Linked DNA regions of Homo sapiens: region 2 is linked to region 1. The links are chromatin loops, found by intact Hi-C in ENCODE. Cell type or tissue: IMR-90. All regions are shown on one strand.

What was found. Peaks named below come from ENCODE experiments on the same cell type or tissue, not always from the same donor. Only the 100,000 strongest peaks of a DNase experiment are listed, where the experiment ranks them.
Region 2: a loop joins it to region 1, with 2.9 times the contacts of the local background. A loop is called at or near these places in 2 of 110 quality-filtered maps.

The regions. Positions count from the first base shown.
Region 1 is chr3:70,963,722-70,966,221 of GRCh38, forward strand. FOXP1 (forkhead box P1) reads right to left here. Exons shown (of 21, transcript NM_001349338.3): 20 at 2,169-2,335. Among named protein-coding and RNA genes, the nearest start is that of FOXP1-AS1, 320 kb to the right of the region's middle. RefSeq lists an enhancer at 1-222. In IMR-90, no CTCF peak of the experiment used is centred here; no DNase peak of the experiment used is centred here.
Region 2 is chr3:70,549,378-70,551,877 of GRCh38, forward strand. No RefSeq gene overlaps it. Among named protein-coding and RNA genes, the nearest start is that of MDFIC2, 240 kb to the left of the region's middle. In IMR-90, a CTCF peak has its summit at 1,557 (motif pointing right); no DNase peak of the experiment used is centred here.

The DNA.
Region 1 (2,500 bases):
CACAGCATGGAGTATTTTGCTTTGTAGCTCCTTTAGCGCCTATCAGGATAAAAGTAGAATGCCCCAAAGCCATAATTATGTGACCACTTTCTAGTGTTTCAAAGGACGAACGAAACGTAGTGGTATCTGACTGTCACAGAAAGGGTAAGAATGAAGAGTTCTGTTTCAACACTCAATATTAGCTAGGCCGCCTTCCTAACAAGGTCCTTCAAGCCGTGCCGTAAAGTTTATGGCTTGATTTATTCCAATAGACTGGAACAGTTGAAAAACAATTTGCATCATAGCAGGGTAATGCATATTGGACAAGAATGGAAACTCTTGTCACTACAGAATTCTCTTAATGGAAATATGAGGTCAAAAAGAGTAACAGTCTATTACACAGATAGCAGGCGCAGGGAATCTGCTGTTGACATATAATTACATTTAGCAAACAGCACAAACCTGTGAGATTTGAGCAACGCATGTTGACATTTTTGTGTAGGGTTTCTTGTAAAAAATAGTTGAAACCTTCATTTCATCAAAAATTACAAAGACTATTGTAAAACATGGTTTGGGTAATACTGGGGTTAATTCAAATTTGTTAAACAAATTAACCCTGCAGTGACTTTCTTTCGTACAGCAAAATCAGCATCACTCTGAACTGGTGCCTGTGGCTTGTATCCAAGTATCTCTTTGTTTTAGTGATTCTTTATACTAATAGGAATATATGTCAACAAAAACTTGGAGTTTGTACAGATTATGAGAAATAGCATCACTTCCATTCAATAACCAGACATTTTTGTTCTGAGTATTTCTTGCAGTAGCTTATACCAATTTACGTTTGCTCTGAACTTCGTTAGTATCTAAGTAAATACTCGTGTCATGACAATGATTTAAGATGAATACAAATGTGGTAACAGGAAAATCGGAAACACTAAGTTGCTTTGGAAAGGATGAAATATAGCAGCATCAGTGTGAAAGATAAACACACTCTTAAAATGCTGTGAAGCAAATGCTAAGATACTGTTCATATAAATTAAAAATGATTATTTCCATATCCAGAAAGGATAGTAAAGATCCTTTCTGAAGTGCTGTGGAGATGAAACTCAAATGCTAGAAAATCAAATTTCAGATTTCCACGTACCCTCCAAATTATGCTGGCAGATAACACTTTTTTCTTTGTCATTAGATGCCAATTCCATATGCTCCTAATTGTTACAGGTCATAATTTCCATTCCGATCACTTAAATTATCTTAAAATAAGATGTTGGTCAGTAATTCAGAAGTAATGTGTAGACAAGCAGCCTATTCTAGGAACTGACAGTACTGCAAACACGAAATGGGTTAGTACCTTAAAGTGGGCAACAGTTTTGAAGAACCTCACTAAAAGGGAGAGACTGTCATCCCACAGCATCTCCTGCAAAGCCAATCATTTGGAATAATGTGGTTTCTTCGCTCTGTTTGAAAACTTTTCCTGGGAGAGAGGGTGTTATAGTTACACCAAGTTCTCTCCCATCACCCACTCACAGGGGCATCACAGTCTCCTGGCCTCCGCCTTTCCTGTGGTTTGCAGTCCTGGTTCCATTCACATTCAGCATGGGCAGCCATCGCCCATCACTTCATTCAGTTATATGTGCACTCATTATACTGCCGTCTGCTGCTATAATGCTCCTATTAATTTTCCTTTTGATATTTTAAGAGCAATCTATAAATCATGCCGCCTTTCATTTGTGCCATCATTAATGGTTGGTAATAATGCTGCGGCGGCGTGTTCGTGGTGAACCTTAGTGCACCACCAAGTAAACAAGCATCTTTTTCTCTCGGCTAGGTTCAACATGCCCGAAAGTTGAACAAACTGCAAACTTTTTCATAGGAATGCATATTAGTTTGAGGAGGAAAAAGTAGTGTGGCTTAAATAATGGCCTGGGATGTGATAAAGCAGAGGGAAAAAAAGCAAACCTGTTTCTCATTTTATTGCTGTGAATTGCTTTTATGGGAAAGTTAGCAAATAGTCCTTTTATGCACTAACCAAGCTGAACATTTCTTGAAGTACAAACTTCTAGCTTGGTTCTGGGAAATCAGAAATTACAGAAAAGGTATATAAAGCCCAGAGAAAGGGCTGTCTCCCTGCGTGTACCTAGGGAGACTAGGGTCAGATAGCAAAGACCTGTTGGGTGGACAATACTCACACGGCTTGCATAGGAGATCTGCCTGGACTGCTGTCACTCTCGTTGCTGTTGGTATGCTCCATTGCCCCGTTCAGCTCTTCCCGTATTGCGCTGGCTAAGTTGCCCAGAGTGGGATTTCCCATGGAAGCGGTAGTGTATAGAGGTATACTATTCTCAGCCATTGAAGCCTGTCATCAACCAAGAGAAAATTTATGAAGACACAGGGTATGTAAGACAAGGAAACTACTAATTATGGGTGTACTCGATAATCTTCAGTTTGAGTTAATTGTAGCATGGCTGGCAAATACAAGTTTCTAAGAGGTGTTGAAAGATTTTGCTTTAAAAACGACTCG
Region 2 (2,500 bases), 410 kb before region 1:
ATTGCTTTCTCTCTGCAAATTTCAGCACATCATTCTGTGGTGTTCTGGCTTCCCTTGTTGCTGCCCAACTAAATGTTTTGTTTTGTATTGTGTTTTGTATGAAATCTGCCCTATCACTTCTTGCTGCTTTTAGGATTTCCCCTTTATCCTTGCTGTTCTCCAGTTTTTCCATAATGTGTTTTGGTCTTATTTTCTTGTATGTATCAAGCTTGCAAACTAGTTTCTTCCAGATCCTAAGGATTCAAGTGTCGCATTCGTTCTGGAAAATTATTCATTATTAACTTCAAATATTGTTTATCATGCTGTGTATTAACTCCTTCTGGGATTCAAAATAAACATAATTTAGGTCTTAGTCCTCCATGTCTGTTAACTTCTTTTTCCATACCTTGCATTTCTTGGTCTCTTTGGATCACGCTTTTCTAATTTCTTGTTAATTAATTTTCTTTTTAATGGCATCTATTCCTGGATCCATTCTTGAACTCATTTGTTGACTGTTTTTTTTCTATTTTGTAAAATAAGACTATTTAAAAGTGGTATTTGCTCTGATTTATCACAGCTGATCTTTTCATTGGATGTTAAGGATTTTTTGTATGTGAGCTGTGTGTGTTTGTGTGTGTGTGTGTGTGTGTGTAGACTTTTTTATTGAAGTACAACATTGTGTTAGTCCATTTTCACCCTGCTAATAAAGACATACCTGAGACTGGGCAATTTACAAAAGAAAGACGTTTATTGGAATTACAGTTCCACGTGGCTGGGGAGGCCTCACAATCATAGTGGAAGTTGAAAGGCATGTCTGACATGGCTGCAGACAAGAGAAGAGAGCTTGTGCAGGGAAAATTCCCTTTTTAAAACCATCAGATCTTTTGAGACTTATTCATGAGAACAGCACAGGAAAGACCTACCCCCATGATTCAATTATCTCCTACCGGGTCCCTCCCACAACACGTGGGAATTATGGGAGCTACAAGATGGTATTTAGGTGGGGACACAGAGCCAAATCATATAATTCCACCCCTGGCCCTCCCAAATCTCATATCTTCACATTTTAAAACAAATCATGCCTTCCCAAAGTCTTAGTTCATTTCAGCATTAACTCAAAAGTCCACAGTCCAATGTGTCATCTGAGACAAGGCAAATCCCTTCCACCTATGAGCCTGTAAAATCAAAAGCAAGTTATTACTTCCTAGATACAATGAGGATACAGGCATTGGGTAAATATAGCCATTCCAAATTGGAGAAATTGGCCAAAACGAAGGGGTTATAGGCCCCACGCAAGTCTGAAATCCAGCAGGGCAGTCAAATCTTAAAGCTCCAAAATGATCTCCTTTGACTTCATGTCTTGCATCCCGGTCATGCTGATGCAAGAAGTGGGTTCCCATGGTCTTGTGCAGCTCTGCCCCTGTGGCTTTGCAGGCTAGAGCCTCCCTCCCAGCTGCCTTCATGAGCTGGCGTTGAGTGTCAGCAGCTTTTCCAGGTGCATGGTGCAAGCTCTTGGTGGATCTACTATTCTGGTATCTGGAGGACGGTGGCCCTCTTCCCACAGCTCCACTAGGTGGCGCCCCAGTAGGATCTTTGTGCAGGGCTCCAACCTCACGTTTCCCTTCTGCGCTGCCCTAGAACAGGTTCTCCATGAGGACCCCAGCCCTACAGAAAATTTCTGCCTGGGCACCCAGATGTTTCCATACATCTTATGAAATCTAGGTGGAGATTCTCAAACTTCAATTCTTGACTTCTGTGCACTCTCAGGCTCAACACCATGTAAAAGCTGCCAAGACTTGAGGCTTGCACCCTGTGAAGCCATGTCCCGAGCTCTATGTTGGTCCCTTTCAACCACAGCTGGAGTGGCTGGGATGCAGGGCACCAAGTCCCTAGGCTGTACACATCCCGGGGAACCTGGGCCCGACCCATGAAACCACTTTATCCTCCTAGGCCTCCAGACCTGTGATGGGGGCTGCTGCAAAGGTCTCTGACATGCCCTGGAGACATCTTCCCCATTGTCTTGGTGATTAACATTCCTCAACTTGTTACTTATGCAAATTTCTGCAGCCAGCTTGAATTTTTCCTCAGAAAATGGGATTTTCTTTTCTTTTGCATTGACAGGCTGCAAATTTTCCAAACTTTTATGCTCTGCTTCCCTTTTAAAACTGAATAGCTTTTAAAACACCCAAGTCACCTATTGAATGCTTTGCTGCTTAGAAATTTCTTCTACCAGACGCCCTAAATTATCTCTTGCAAGTTCAAAGTTCCACAAATCTCTACGGCAGGGGCAAAATGCCACCAGTCTCTTTGCTAAAACATAACAAGAGTTATCTTTGCTTCAGTTCCCAACAAGTTCCTCATCTCCATCTGAGACCTCCTCAGCCTGGACCTTATTGTTCATATCACTATCAGCATTTTTGTCAAAGCCATTCAACAAGTCTCTAGGAAGTTCCAAACTTTCCCACTTTTTCCTGTCTCCTTCTGAGCCCCTCAAACTGTTCCAACCTCTGCCTGTTACACA